2 separate regions of the Homo sapiens genome follow, and region 1 is linked to region 2. A link is a loop called in an ENCODE intact Hi-C map of the cell type or tissue named here. Cell type or tissue: thyroid gland. All regions are shown on one strand. Links, peaks and the distances in the headings refer to the core of each region. The heading gives the core; the rest is flanking DNA.

Region 1 (8,331 bases), core at 307-8,306, 68 kb before region 2:
GGCGGATATCAGTACACTTTGCCTGTAATCATTTCAGCAATGCAATATATGTACTGTAGTATAATCCCATTTTTAACAGAAATATTTTTTATATATATGGTATACACTCCACTTGTGTAATGACACTTTTCTTGGAGTAATAAAAATAGAGTCTCACTCTGTTGCCCAGGCTGGTCTCAAACTCCTGGGCTCAAGTCATCAATCCTTCTGCCCTCCCAAATTGTTCAGATTACAGGCATGAGCCACCACACCAAACTTGTTACTTTTTTTTTTCTTTCTTTTGAGACAAGAGTCTCGCTCTGCCGCCCAGGCTGGAGTGCAGTGGCGCGATCTCGGCTAGCTGCAAGCTCCACCTCCCGGGTTCACGCCATTCTCATGCCTCAGCCTCCCGAGTAGCTGGGACTACAGGTGCCCACCACCACACCCGCTAATTTTTTGTATTTTTAGTAGAGACAGGGTTTCACCGTGTTAGCCAGGATGGTCTCAATCTCCTGACCTCATGATCCGCCTGCCTCGGCCTCCCAAAGTGCTGGGATTATAGGCGTGAGCCACTGCGCCTGGCCCTTTTTTTTTTTTTTTGGTGATAGGGTCTTGCTCTGTCACCCAGGCTGGAGTGCAGTGGCATGATCACAGCTCACTGCAGCCTCAAACTCCTGTGCTCCAGTGATCCTCCCACAACAGCCTCCTGAATAGCTGGGAACACAGACACATGCCACCACACCTAGCTAAATTTTTTTTTCATCAGCAGACAAAGCTATAAAAGAAATGAAACAAAAATAGATCACTTGAATCCGCACCACTGTCTGTGTTCATAAAGAAAGTGACAACTACACTGAAGAAAGAGTTATTTCAAAATGTTGGAAATAGGTTACTTTATTAATTAATTAATTTATTTATTTATTTATTTATTTATTTATTTATTTACTGAGACAGAGTCTTGCTCTATTGCCCTGGCTGGAGTGAAGTGGTGCAATCTAGGCTCACTGCAACCTCCACCTCCCAGGTTCAAGCAATTCTCCTCAGCCTCAGCCTCCCAAGTAGCTGGGATTACAGGCATGCGCCACCATGCCCAGCTAATTTTTGTATTTTTAGTAGAAACAGGGTTTCGCCATGTTGGCCAGGTTGGTCTTGAACTCCTGACCTCAAGTGATCTGCCCACCTCTGCCTCCCAAAGTGCTGGGATTACAGGCATGAGCCACCATGCCTGGCCAAAATAGGTGACTTTAGACATCCCAAAAGGTCAGAAGCAACAAACTCATGTCTCCCTCCCCTTTTACGGTTGAGATGCTCCACAATCCCAACTGAGAACAGCAAGACACAGTTACAGAAACAGAAATGAGAAAGCGGGTGAAGGGGAGAAAGGGGGACGGAGAGAAGCAGGGGTCTGCAGTATTGACCTGGTCCCAAGAATACGGGGTGTTTATTTAGGTGGTTGAGCAAATAGTCGGTGAGGTCAAAGGTATCTCATGCATACAATGTGCCTTTCACTTTTCAACAGGAGCCAAGGGTTATTCTGTAACTATGTGCTCAGGCAAGGAAGATTTCCCACTTCTCCACTAACAACAGTCAGAAGCCAAAAGCTCCACTCAGGTGCTTGGCTACATTTTGCCTTAAAGGACAGCTGAAGTGGTGCGGTTACCTCCACCCCAACAAGGACTAAGAAAGACGTCTGCCCAACACTATGGAGCCGATTTTACCACAGAGGTGAAAATCCTATCCCCTCCCACAATGAGCATTCTATTTGGGGGAGGCAAAACCACAGTGCTCTGGTTTGAACATTTGTGTCCCCTCCACAATTCATGCTGAAACTTAATCCCCAACGCAACAGTAGAGAGGAGGTGCCTTTAGAAGGAGATTAGCCTTAGAAAAGGGCCCTCGGCTCCCCCACCACGTGAGTGCTCAGCTGCTAGGCACCAACCTAGCAGCAGAATCCAGGCCCACACCAGACACTGGCACCTAGTTTGGACTTCCCAGCCTTCAGAGCCGTGAGAAATAAATCTGTTGTTTTATAAATCACCCAACTTCAGGTATTTTCTTATAGCAACACGAATGAACTAAGACACACAGCAAACCAGCATGAAACATCTAGGAAAGTAGGAACACAAGAACACAGCACACCACGCTAGGGACGCCTGGGCCCGCAGGTGGTTCTCAGAACTGCCATTGAGAATGCCCACAGCAAAGGGCCCATTAGGCAAAGGCCCAGGAGGAAGAAGGCAACAGCAGATGGGGGCGTCTTGCTGAAAAAGCTGAGACTCTGGACTGCCTCATACAGGATATGGGTCTTACTACAGGCAATACCCTCGAATATTTTCTACTCTATTCTTTCTCTGTCTTTAAAGCCAATTTTAACCTACGAAGAAATACAACCTCCTCTTCTCCCACTCTTGCCCCACCACCAAAGACAAACACACATATGCTAGACTAACCATCCTACATGATACATGCATGTATGACTTTAAGGAAAACACTTCTAATAAGATAGCTGGAGGGAATGATCAGGATTTTATAAGCACCACTAGTCCTGGGAAAGCTGGTACTAGATCCATCTACTCAGACAGGAAGAATCCCATTTTCGTTTGTATTTTATTTTAGAGATGGAGTCTCACTATATTGCCCAGGCTGGTCTGGAACTCCTGGCCTCAAGGGATCTTCTCGTCTTGGGGTCCCCCCAAAGTGCTGGGGTTATAGGTGTGAGCCACCTCACATGGCCTCAGAATCCCATTTTTAATAAGCTCCACAGCACATCACTACCTCATTAAAATACCTCATTAAAATGGAAGAAAAGCCAACATACGGAGACCCCATCTCTACACATAATTTAAAAATTAACCAGGCATGGTGGCACTCATCGGCGGTTCCAGCTACCAGAGAGGCTGAACTGAGAGGATCACCTAAGCCCAGGAGGTCCAGGCTGCAGTGAGTGAGCTGTGTTCACGCCACCGCACTGCACTCCAGCCTAGGTGACAGAGTGAGACCCTGTCTTAAAAAAACAGGGCAGAAGAGGTCAGGGGGAGGATGGGTGACAGAGTAAGACCCTGTCTCAAAATAAGGGGACAGAAGGGGTCAAGGGGAGGAAGCCTATTGCCACTTCACACAAAGTACTGCTAATTTTATTTCTAAAATGTTTAGAGCACATTGTAGCATAAAACATAAAACCAGAACAAGCACAAATGGGGGTGTTCAGTAAATGGTAATGATTGATATATCTGAACAAAAATTTACAAATGGATGTAAAGTAACACTTCAGCTAGCAGAAAGTAACTCACTTTCTCCGTTTTGTTTAAGGGATCACCTCCTTAAACAAAATTACCAACCACTGAAATGTAGGTAAAGTTTTTATTACATAAAATGAAGTTGACAACTAAATGCAATGTAGCCCTCTGGACTGGATCCTGGCATAGAAAGAGGACACTAACTGAAAAACTGGTGAACAGCAAATAAATTCTGAAGTTTAGTTAAAGTCAACGTTGGTTCATTTTGACAAATGCATCACAGTGATGTAAGACATTAGCAAAGAGGATGAGGTGAGGGGTACACTCTCTCTACTATCTTTGCAGTTTTTAATAAATCTAAAGTTATTTTAAAATAAAAAGTTTATGTTAAAGAATGACCGCACCAGAGGGCTGTTCAAGAAATGAGGAAGGGATCAACCATATCAAGTACTACTGAGGAATCCAGCAAGATAAGCGTCCACCTGACTTATATTAATTAAAATGCTGAAATCCCAGGAGTGCTGGGAGAGAGGCGAGGGCAGGGGATCACAGGAACTTTGTTGCAGAGTTGCAGAAGGCCTCAGTGCTTCCCTCTGTCCCAGAGGTCCTGTGATATCCCCTCCTCTTGCCCTATAAGCATCACGGTCCTATTGCTATGAACCACCTTGTGCAACCTCAGTGGTGCTTTGGAATGTTCTAGAATGAATCAAAAGATCCTCACAGCTTTCCCTAAACTTAGGAATGCATCCTAAACTACTGAGTTCAGTATGATATTCAATAAAGTGGGAGCAGGGGATAGAAAATGCCCCATGCACTGACCTCTTAAATCCTGTGCAAGATTCTATGCATAGAGGATCTCTCTGCACATACCACATAGAATGTTTTCTGAAGCTTGCTGGAAAATATTCCCTATCTCTGTCAAAGAAAGGGAGAAAGGATAAGTCAGGAGGAGGGCAGAACCAGAGTTGGAAGGCAAGGACAGCTGCTACGGTTCACCCTCCTACACACTGACCCGCCAGCGACTCCGTGCAAGTTCATGGAGAAGGGAAGGGAAGAAAGGAAAGGTGTCAGCTGACTTGAGCTGGAGAGAGAGAAAAACACAAAGGCGACAGCTGGTGAGAGCCTCCCGTCCCCACCCCAAGAGGAGAAAGGGAGGAAACCTGAAACCACTTCAAGACGAAAAAGAGGCAGTCCCATTGCAGCTGGCTGCCTCCTCCAGTTCCAGCAGAGCTGGCCGGCTGGGAGACAGCCCCAGCCTGCTGGGAGAGCCCCCTGGGAGCTGAGCTGCAGGAGAGGGCTCCGACAGCCCTCCTGGGTTCTGAGACAGCAGTGAATTCAAGGAGACAAGGATGCTCTGAAGGCAAAAGGATAAAAAATGGATCAGTGCATCTGGTCTCCCTGTCAACAAACATATCCTTCTGATGCCACCTCTTTCACGACCCAAGAATCTTTTGAATCCATGGCAGTAGCACAAGACAACTTCCTTGACAATCACTGTGCCCGTTCCAACAAAATGCGGTTTTCTATCATCAGTGAGTGATAGGACTGTAACAGGTGTGTTCAGAGCTGAGCTGTTCTTCTGACTCCCGCCCCCATCTCCCCCTCCCACTCCTCCTACCTGTCAGCTCCCAGGGCACCCTAACTTTCACACCAAGCTGTTTTAAGGCTTCCAAAGGCCTCTCTCACCAGCCTCTTCTATATCATGTGAACAACAAATCACGTTCCCTCCCCTCTTTTCCTACTGATTCAGACAGAATCTTCATTCTGAACAACAAAAAATTGACGTATATCTTTTGAGATCTAGACTTCACAGCATAAAAAAATTGATAAAGCCTACTAATTATACCAAGTAGGGTAAACAGTGGTTAAATTTTTTTTAATGTGAAGCTTGACTAAAGTCTACTTACACAGAACTATCACTATATGAACAATATGGTAGACAGGTAATGTTGGTGTCTCAAATAACTAACTCGAGTTCAACTTTTAACAAAAGTATAAATGCAAATAATTTGTTTACATAAGACTTTTTCCCCCTAAAACAAATATTATAGCTAATTGGAACTGGCCTATTTGTGGGTGAACAGACCAACAGGCTAACAGACTATACTCAATACTACATCTCTAAAGGCAGTAAAATGCCAAACCTACAAATTGCCTATGGAAAAGTCAACTGCTGTGTTTTCGTAAACCAAATTTTTTTTTTTTTTTTTTTTGTTTGAGAGAGAGTGAGTCTCACTCTGTTGCCCAGGCTGGAGTGTGGTGGTGCGATCACAACCTTCTGCAGCTTCAACTTCCTGGGCTCAAGTGATCCTCCCACCTCAGCCTCCCTAGTAGCTGGACTACGGGCATGCACCACCACATCTGGCTAAGTTTTTTTATTTTTTGTAGTGGTACAGTCTCACTATGTTGCCCAGGCTGGTCTTGAACTCCTGAGCTTAAGCGATCCTCCTGCCTCAGCCTCCAAAAGTGCTGGGATTACAGGCATGAGCCACTGTGCCCAGCCTATTTTTATTTATAAAAAGAAAATTCTGGGTAAAGAAGAAAGGGAATATCTAATTCTCATTTAGGTGGGGTTTTTAGACACCAATCCATGCAGAAGCGACAGCCCCTGTGCAGAGGAGCGCAGCCATCTACAAATGGACCACAGAACAAAGAGAATGCCCTGCTGTCAGCACAAAAACTCTTCCCATGCTGGTCGGTGCCACTGTGATACCTGCTTCTGTGGAGCAGATGATCCTGGGATCCTATTGTCCCTCATTGTGTATGGATTCAGTAGGCACTACTGAGAAATCTCTTATAGTCTAACAGAAGTTAATGAAGCACATACAACACAGAAAAATTAACAAAAGTTGATAAAGTACTTCAAAAAGACCATTACTGGTTTTTGTAAACTCACAGGATGATTCCAGATTTTGCAAGCATTAGAATATAAAATACCTAAAAATTTCTTAAAATGTACAATATAACAATAAGGTAAATTCATAATAATCAGGTTCAGCGACAATACTCAGAAGCAATGAGACAATCCCATCCCATTGCCTGGCACAGGAACTGCCTATTTAGTTTTCAAGGTGTTTGTACTTCTTTTGTCTCAATCTCCCCAGCACAACCTTGGGAGGATGAAAATTCACGTGATAGCTACATGCTACTGAAACTTGGTTCTTCCAAGTTTCCTCCACTCAATTAAACCTCCAAATTACTTGCCTTTGATAACTATTTTTAATGACAAACTACAAACAATCACAGAGTTTACAAGGACAGGAACTGGGATGAGATCAGAGGCACTTGCCTCTGACACCAATGTAAGGGGGGGACCAAAATCTCAGTAGTCACGATAAATATCATAATGCAACAATTCAACAAAAGAGATTGTTCAGCTAGAGATCAACAGATTAATAGACTGATTAATAGAGATTAATCCAATCCACTGCCACAACAGATCTCCACGTTTGCAGTCCTTGGCTGGATGGCCTCTACACAACACGGCTCCCAGGGGTGGTCCCGTCTCACAGACCCTACAGGCCAAGTTCTTTACTTTTCAGTTTCCGTGTTCATTAAGTGTCCTGGAAGCAGAACTGCATCATAAGATCAATGGCAATTACTCTGACCTAAAAAACAGAGAATCTCATAGATGATCTAATGAATCACATCCCAACCAACCAATCCAGGGTTGATCTACCCACATCCTGTACTGCGTGGAGGCTTTTTAATACCAGTCACTACTAGGGAGTAAAACGTCAAAAAGAGATTGCATTCCTTAATTTTGCATTGTTTGCAATTATCTGTAAAAACTAATTTTTCAAAAGAAGAAGGGAGACAATGCAGGCAGCCTTCTCCATATTGATCGTGAAGAATCTACAATCACCAACAAGGCACAGCAGGCCACAACATCTGAAACTGCAGACCCTATGTTCCTACCACAGGCTCCTTCACTGAAAGCAGGAGCTTCGGAGTCACACGGTCTTGGGTGCCAAGTACCACTCAGCCATTTATTAATATCGCCAAGCCTCAATGTCCTTTTGTAAGAAAGGAACGTAATATCTAATTCATTGGATTATAAATTCATATGTTGAAGGCCTAATAGTATGCACTGGACTTAGCAAATATTCAATTAAATCTTATCATCATCATCTCATAATTATTTTTCCATTGTATCCTTCCCCAAACCAGAAAATCTCTAGGTTCCATGAAAATGTGTCCACAGAAAGAACCAAAGGCATGGCAGAGCTCCATGCTAGGCCACGGTACTCCTCTGCTGCTGTCTTCAACACCAGGTGACTGGTTTCCTAAGGAACTAGACACACAACTTGTCAACAGCATTTGTCTTCTCATCTGCACTGCTCCCAACCAATGACCCAACACAGCTTTGTCATCTTGGGAGAGAAGGTGGTGGTACACCTTCAGATCAGTTTCTTTGATTGACCTAAGAAACATACAACTGAATGTGGGACGCATCTATCCTAATAGGACTCCAACATAAATCAGCACCTGTCACACAGAAGACCACATCTCAACCTCACACTTATCTTTCAGAATAAACTGAAATCTACACTAAATTTCAGGTCCGAAAATCCCATGCCAATTAATAGAGAGCACAGAATCACAAACACAAGTAACCAAACTCTCCCGTATCTAAAAATCTGCTTTCTCGAGCCACAAAGACATCCTAACTAGCCTTGATAGATTGTACATACAGCACTGCCAGTGATGGGTATCTGAACTTGAAGTCATTGTTCCATTTCACATGAAGATTGAACCTGCACATCGGCTGTCTAAAATCAATGCCAAGGTTGGAGGAGGGAGAGGAAAAACAGGGTTGGTCTGAGAGCACACGGAAGCTGTGTGACTGCCCCCACAATCACGCCTGGCTGCAGCCCCCAGATAAGGGCATGGTGGGTCCTCCCCTGCCACCCTTCTCTGCCATATATAGCAGTGCTGGGCACCTGGCACAGACTCCCTTTGCACTCATGGCTGCCTGGAGAATTGCTCAGAGTAACAGCATGTCTCGGCTAGTTAAAAAGATCTCCAGACACTCTGAGCCCGTGAAAGAAGCAACAAACAGCCAGGCCTGAGCCAATCCAGATGACTACTAGAGCAGCAAAAATCTCAGCTGTGC
Region 2 (8,331 bases), core at 164-8,163:
AACTCCTGGCCTCAAGTGATCCGCCCACCTTGGCCTCCCAAAGTGCTGGGATTACAGGCATGAGCCACTGCACTTGGCCAAGATCAACTTGATTTGTCTAGAAGATTTTTTTTCCAGATCTCTAACAAAGTGGTAAAGGTACCAAATCCTATGTTCAACATTAATGAATTTAGTGATTAGTCACATCCTGTGTTGTAGTACATCAGGAACCAATATCCTGCACATTTTACCTCCTTCTTCTGCAGGTGCTGCTGTCTGTAATAAAAGAAATCCAAGTTTAGAGTATAACCCTGCTGGGCAGGAATCTGGCTAACCATTATTCACATATGGTTTTGCACACTGGGTTTCAGCATTATAAATGACACATGTTAAATGCCTTTGTGGTATAAGAAAATACGTTTCCTGGAAGAGTTTTCTTTTTTCCTTTGTCCCTCAGACTTCTAAAGAGTTTATTTTTTAATTTTGGACTTAACATTGGACTTAGAGAAGAAAATTAAAACACAGACATAAAAACTTTTTTCCAATTTGTATTGTCTATGTAAAAGAAATTGAACAAAAAAATCTAGTCTCATATATACCACCAACACAAAAACAACACTCCTTTCTTTGTGTTTTTAATATTAATACACATCTTTTGATTGGTTAGCAATTTTAGGTTTTTGAGACATAATATCAAGTTGATTTCTTAAGTGTTGAAGAAGGAAACACTGATTTTTAGTGTAGTCTATCTCAAAGAGGCTTTTTGAAATATATAAACCCTATAACATAGATTAGTTTTCTAATCTAAAGGGATGCGGTACAATCAACAAAAAGGGAAAGGCTGGGCGCGGTGGCTCACGCCTGTAATCCCAGCACTTTGCAAGGCTGAGGCGGGCGGATCATGAGGTCAGGAGTTCAAGACCAGCCTGGCCAACATTGTGAAACCCTGTCTGTACTAAAAATACAAAAAATTAGCCAGGTGTGGTGGCAGGCGCCTGTAATCTCAGCTACTCGGAAGGCTGAGACAGGAGAATCGCTTGAACCCAGGAGGCAGAGGTTGCAGTGAGCCGAGACTCTGCCACTGCACTGCAGCCTGGGCAACAAAGTGAGACTCCGTCTCAAATACAAGAAGGGAAAAACCAGACACTAGAAAAATATACATCTGAGTTCCAAAACCTTAAATCTTACAGTGTCTGAATAGTTAAAAACACCAAGATTGGGAGAATGTTGACTTGACTATCATCTCTAAAATGACTTAAATTTATACCACCATAAAAGATCACCCCAGAAATACACACGTATGTGCATATATATATATATATATATATATACACCGTACAGTTCGTATCATGCAATATCATACATCTGTAATTCACAAAGGGAATTGTCTTAGTCACTTCTGAGCATGATGTGATTTACATTAAAAGATACTTACCTTGAGACAATAAGAAATTCTGGGGCCGGGCGCGGTGGCTCACGCCTGTAATCCCAGCACTTTGGGAGGCTGAGACAGGCGGATCACGAGGTCAGGAGATCGAGACCATCCTGGCTAACACGGTGAAACCCCACCTCTACTAAAAATACAAAAAAATTAGCCAGGCGTGGTGGTGGGCACCTGTAGTCCCAGCTACTCGGGAGGCTGAGGCAGGAGAATGGCGTGAACCTAGGAGGTGGAGCTTGCAGTGAGCCGAAATCACGTCACTGCACTCCAGCCTGGGCGACAGAGCGAGACTCCGTCTCAAAAAGACAAAAAAAAAGGAAGAAGGAAGGAAATTCTGAAGGACACCCTAGACAAATTTTTTTTTTCTGTTAGAGACAGAGTCTCGCTGTGTCACCCAAGCTGGAGTGCAGTGACACCATCATAGTTCACTGCAATCTCAAACTCCTGAGCTCAAGCAATCCTCCCACGTCAGCCTCCTGAGCAGCTGGGACTAAAGATGCACACAACCATGTCTGGCTAATTTTTTTTTTTTTTTTTTGAGATGAATCTCCCCATCGCCCAGGCTGGAGTGCAGTGTCGCTATCTTGGCTCACTGCAACCTCTGCCTCCCAGGATTCAAGTGATTCTCTTGCCTCAGCCTCCCAAGTAGCTGTGATTATAGGTGTGCACCACCATGCCCAGCTATTTTTTGTACTTTAAGTAGAGATGGGGTTTCACTACTTTGGCCAGGCTCGAACTCCTGACCTCGTGATCCACCCACCTCGGCCTCCCAAAGTACTGGGATTACAGGCGTGAGCCACCACACCCGGCCTATGCCTGGCTAATTTTTTTAAAAAGAGACGGGGTCTCACTATGTTGCCCAGGCTGGGTCTTGAACTCCTGGCCTCAAGCAATCCTCCCACCTCAGCTTCCCAAAGCTCTGGGATTACAGGCGTGAGCCTTCTCACCCAGCCAACCCTAAGCAAAATTTACCCTAACTCTGAATAGCATCCATTTGACCTGGAGAGCAAGCCCCGTCATTTCAAAGTTGGGGGGGTCGGGGTGAGGCAAAATATTCTCACAGCATGGAGGGAAGCAGTAAGAGGTCCTGGACCCTGTATAACCATCTGAAAAGCCACTGCACATCACTTATGGTCCCATGAGCACCAAAACAAACCATGCAGAGCAGGAGTCCCTGCACAGCTCAGGGAACTGGCAGTGGGAGTCCAGCCCAGCACCTCTGAATATGAGAACATGGGGAAACAGAGGCTCACAGAGCTTGTAAGATTTGCCAAAGCTCAAAATTTCTGGGAGCCAAAGCCAAATGCTGGAAAGGCTGGTCCATTACGTGCATCCTTGGGGCATTCTCAACCTCCACTGCACAAAGGTAGCTGGCGAGCTGGGTAGAAGGAGTCTCTGGCTAAAGAACAATTGGTGAAGCCCTTAGAGGGGGTAGGGGGTAGCACACAGAGACCAGGGGACCTGGAGGCTCAGCAGCCAGGAGCTTACCAGACACTAAACAGGACACATTGGACAGGCCTGAGAAAGCAGGGATTCCACACTATATGGAAAACTCCTAAAGACAGCCAGTTTTCATTTGAAGTGTTTTGAGCATCTCTGATACACATATATATGTCATTTTATGAAATGCTCAGAACTACAAAATACCTAAAAATGGAGCGTTGTTCATAGTGGCTTATGCAGTCTATTTTTCTAACATCTTTATTGACATATAATCACATAACCATAAACTCCATCCATTGAAAGTATACACTTGAATAGAACTGTGCAACCATCACCATGATCTTAGAATATTTTCATCATCCCAAAAGGAAACCTCATACCCATTCACAGTCTCCATGACTCCAAACTCCCAGTCCTAGCGGAACACCACTCTACTGTCTCTATAGAGCTACCCACTCTGGTCATGTTATAGGAACAGAATTATACAATATGTGGGCTTGCTGCTATGAACACTGATGTACAGGTTTTGTGTACACATTTTCATTTCTCTTGTGTGCTTGTGTGTGTGTGTATATATATAAAGAGTATATATAAAATATATACAGAATAGAGTACAGAGACTATATACAAAATATACTCTGTTTAGGTGAAAAAAATAAATAATTGATATTTAAAGTCACTTGGATGTGGAGCTTGAAATTTTACTTGCAAGGACCAATATGAGTTGATGGAGAAAAAAGGAATACACAAAAGTAATATTTAAATGGCAAAAACCACGTAAAGATAGCAGGCCAGATGCAAGAAGGCACAGACCTATACACGAAAGTTATTTTAACTTTATTTACTAAAATGTTTACTTATTTACTAAATAAGTTAAAACAAAGTTATTTTTACTTATTTGCTAAAATTTAGGCCAGGCATGGTGGCTCGTGCCTGTAATCCCAGCACTCTGGAGGACCAAGGCAGGTGGATTGCTTGAGCTCAGGTGTTTGAGATCAGCCTAGCCAACATGGCGAGATGCCGTCTCTACAAAAACTACAAAAATTAGCCAGGTGTGGCGGCACACAACTGTAGTCCCAGCTACTTGGGGGACTGAGGCAGGAGGATCGCTTGAGCCTGGGAGGTTGAGGCTGCAGTGAGCAGAGATCACGCCACTTCACTCCAGCCTGGGTGACAAAGACCCTGTCTCAAAAAAAACAAAAGAAAGAAAGAAAAAACTTGTAAATAATGACTAAAAGACAAAAAAAAATCAGTCATCTTTCTACTTTATTCACTGAACTCGGCATTTATTTTGATAAAGATTTGCTTTTGTACAGAAAAGGTACCCAAAACAGGTAAAACTGTATACATTTACTGATGTCCAGCTCTACTGCCATTGACCTTGGTCCCAGCCAGGAATGTTGAGCGAGTGGCCAAGCAGGATGAAAGCATGCTGTGTGGGCTTAGCATGCCATCTCCCCCGATGGAAAATTACCTATAGAAAGCACCTTCTGGCCCAATCTTACATGTTTATTTCCATCCTTGATAAAAAATACCGAGGGCTCTAATCATCTATGGGGAGCTCAACATCACCAACTTGCACCCAACTCTGTGGGGAGGTAGAACCTCCCAGGACAGACGGAGGATCCGTCTGTGGGTTTGCATCCAAGTGGGACTTTAAATATTCCCTCCACAACCAATTTATCCATGTCTACCACAAGCCAAGAAGCGCTTCACATCCGCCAGATTCTCTCTGAGAATCTCAGATCCTAAACATTCCTACTTAGTCCTGGCACTCAGCCAAGCATCTCAACTGACGGAATCAGAGGCGCCAGACCAAGCATAGGTGTGTTCCAGGGCCAGATTCTCACACAGCCCTGGCCACCTGCCTTGAACCTCGCCCAAGGCGAATCCCAGGAGGGTCCTCTGCTTGAGCTGAAAAACAAACTGAACTCCCTCAAGACAGCTGATACGAAAGAGTAACTTCCAAGTACTCCAAACCTCATTAAATCTTAGTTTCCATTACAAGCTGTTTGTGCCAGTAGGTCAAACACACCAAACCTTAAAGTCCTTTAAATTCACGAGTGCTGATGATAGTCCTCTCAGCAGAAGTGTATTTTTTGTGTGAGAGCAGTGTAACATGTTGATTCTCAGCTTTCTATTTACTCAACATTCTGACTGCAATGTGACAGACACGGGCTATTCACCAAGACTGAAGCTCAGCCACCGCTTCAAGCATTTCACCCGGAGGGAGGAAGGGCGCACGGATACACTTGAAAACCACACAGCACAGCCCAAGCATCTGAGTCGGTACAGGAGCTACACCCAGGACGTCCCCAGGAGAGGCAGCAGGCAGGGAGAAAGATCCTCTAGCAGCTTGGGATGGAGAGCCAGCCTCCTGGAGATGGCTGTCTGGGCTAAGACTCACGAATGAGTGCAAGGAAGGAGCAAATGTCCCAGGCAGAAGAAACAGAAAATGCCAGAACAGAGGCAGCAAAGTGTATGTGAGTCCCAGGGGGTGGAGCAGCTGCAGAGGGAGTGGCTGGAAGGCAAGAGGGGTCCCTACAGGGACAGGCTGTGCTCAGAAGGCAGGACTTGGAGAACGCGGGACAAAGGCGCTTCAGCACCAGAGGACAATGTGACTTGAATTCTGGAAAGATCAGCCTTTCAAAAATGTTTAGTTTCTTTTTCCTTTTTAGAGGGAAGGCAGAAAATGTTAAAAAAATAAATAAATAAATAAAGCTGCTTTCATTTCACTATTTTTATGCTTGCCTCTATTTTCTTTCAATCTCTGCAACAGTACAACTATTTTCTTAAAAGTTTCAATACGCTTGTAAATGAATAACATGCAGTCATACATTTATTCACAGAAAAATTCCATACCAACCACAAGATTTTTCATAAAAACCATGACTGTCATTGTTACTAATCAACAGTCTCCCGCCACCAAAAAAGCACATTTTCAAAAGTTTCTGTCCATGAGCTCAACTTTTTAAAAAATACAGGTCAAGCATCCCTAATTGAAAAATCCAAAATCCAAAATACTCCAAAATCTGAAACTTACTGAGCACCCACATGACGCCACACCTGGAAAATTCCACATGTAAGTACTTACCACAGACTTATTTTCAAGCACAAAAATACTGCATAAAATTACCTTCAGGCTATGTGTATAAGGTACGTAGGAAACATAAATTCTAACAATACATTAGACTTGGGTTCCATCTTCAACCTATCTCATTATATATACAAAAATATCCCAAAGTCCAGAAAAATCCAAAATACTTGTGTGGTCCCAAGTATTTTGGATAAAGGATGCTCAACCTGTAATAACAACAGGTTGCTATTAAATCACTCTAAAGTGATGTGCTTGGGGACAGAAGCCAGAGGCCCCAATAATCAACCTGTAATCAAGCCAATACCCGCAGCTTTTACTTCCCCAGCCCATACACACATGCAACACACAATTTTGTTCTCCTGATTGTGGTGCTGCACGTCATTCAATCTCACATTCTTACCTATCCTTCAATGAAATTACATGCTGCGTTTTTAAGTAAACAGGAAAAATCCAAGCAGCAATAGTGGGACACCTGGGAAAGTTCCCTGGGTGTAAAACTGCTTGGTGGATAAAACATATTGGTGATTCCATTCATCTTTACGGAGCAGCTAGTATGGGCCGGGCCCAGGACTTTAGAGTTTCCCTCTCATCATCCTGTTTAATACTTACATTAACCCTGCCAGGGAATATTCCACTTGAGATAATGGGGCTCCGTAGGGTTGGTGTACCCAAGGTTAAATGGCCTGTAAACCTAAGTCACCAAACCCAATACAAAGCTCCCCTATACCCAAGGTTAAATGGCTTGTAAACCTAAGTCACCAAACCCAATCCAAAGCTCCCCTACAGGCTGAGAGGAGAGCTATGAGGGAGGTGGGAACAGTGAGCAAAGGGGCTCCAGCACCTCCTTGCCCTCACTTTTGCCCTTCACTCTCTCCTTCCCCTTTTGGTCACTCAGCAACCTTTATTTAGAATGAAATGCTAAGGAATTATCCATCCAAACCTCATCTAAGGTTGCTCAGGTCATCCTCCTAGAACTACTTGTTACCCTGACTCTTAGCTAAACACCACAGTCCTTCCTACTGCACGAAGTCTCAGGGTCTTGCCCTGGCATTCTGTCCTCCTCAGTTTGATCCTGACCCCCTGGGCTGAATGCCTGAATCGCCTTTGTCCATACTGCCTTCCTGGAATGCCCTCCCTTTCACTTATCAGAATCGTAGCAGACATTCTGCAGATTCACACACCTAGACCCCAACTGCAGACCTCAGACCCAGAGCCCATCTGCCCCTGCAGGCAGGTGCCTCACCCAGTTAGCAAGCACTGCCCTATATCAAGGTCAGCCTTCCCACCAACCAAGCCCAGTTCAAATCCTAGTGACTAAATGAGACTCCCACACACACCCCATAATGATAGCACCCACCTCCAAAATCCAGAAGCGATTACTGACTGTATCACAGTGGTGCCAATTAATGCTACCACCTCCTGTTATTTATACTGTTATATATTCTTCCTGTCTCCTAGATTATACTTTTTTTTGAAAATTGCACGAATTCAGTCTTATATTTTTTTCATAGAGCATGACTTTTTATACACAGCAGCCCTTCAACCAACCCCACACAGCGCTGCAGCTCAGCACCATGTCCACCTGGAATCACGCGTGTCAGGTCGCAAGCGCAGAAGAACAGATGCAGACACGGTCCATCCTCCCATCCTGCGCCCTCATGAGAACGGTCCATGTAACGCGGTTCCCAATGTCTAGCACCGCACTGTCCTCAGCGAGGCTCCTAATGCAGATGGGTGGATGAGGATGAACAGCTATTCCCAACCATCAGTGATCACAACCACAAAACCATCTTTCAGGAGAGGAAAAAAGAAATGTCACACATGACTAAGCATAAGCCTTCAAATATCTACTCACTGAGGACATGTCTAGTATTAAATCATGACACTTCACTATCCAGAAAAATTGATTTGTGTAATCTGAAGAGAAAACAGCTCACATGCAATGCCAGAAAATTAGCCCCACCACACCAGAAAATGTTTACTGCAGAGAAAGCCTTGGTGATTTGAGAGTTGGGACCTTTCTCTTTTCCTTTTTATTTTTTATTTTTGGCTTGGTTGGTTATTATCCAAAGCCATAAACATGATCTGCCCACACTTTTCCCCACCAGATGGGAGCTCATCAAGCCACATGTCACCTAGCAACCTAAACACCACTCCACAACTATCCAGCCACCCAATTCTTCACACAGAATTTCTCTTGTTCTATTAGGCAATACGGATAAGGAACAGATAGAGAATAAAAGTTAAAACAGTGTTAAATACATATTAACACTTCCTCATCACTTAATATAGAATGGGAAAAGTAGTAAGAAAGACTAAAAATTAATCTTAATCATTGTCTAGCAATTTCAGAAGAAAAACGAGAAAAAGG

Evidence for each region. A loop is a pair of places that touch in the nucleus more often than their neighbours do. Peaks named below come from ENCODE experiments on the same cell type or tissue, not always from the same donor. Only the 100,000 strongest peaks of a DNase experiment are listed, where the experiment ranks them.
Region 1: a loop joins it to region 2, with 2.3 times the contacts of the local background. A loop is called at or near these places in 60 of 110 quality-filtered maps.

What each region holds. Positions count from the first base shown.
Region 1 is chr10:34,735,767-34,744,097 of GRCh38, forward strand. All of the region lies in intron 1 of PARD3 (par-3 family cell polarity regulator), which reads right to left. Among named protein-coding and RNA genes, the nearest start is that of PARD3, 75 kb to the right of the region's middle. RefSeq lists an enhancer at 1,522-2,022. In thyroid gland, for the core only: no CTCF peak of the experiment used is centred there; DNase peaks (open chromatin) are centred at 4,335 and 8,295; H3K27ac peaks cover 1,124 bases.
Region 2 is chr10:34,804,258-34,812,588 of GRCh38, forward strand. The region is part of intron 1 of PARD3 (par-3 family cell polarity regulator); the gene reads right to left. Among named protein-coding and RNA genes, the nearest start is that of PARD3, 6.9 kb to the right of the region's middle. RefSeq lists a silencer at 5,244-5,538. In thyroid gland, for the core only: no CTCF peak of the experiment used is centred there; DNase peaks (open chromatin) are centred at 3,849, 4,684 and 5,094; H3K27ac peaks cover 1,542 bases.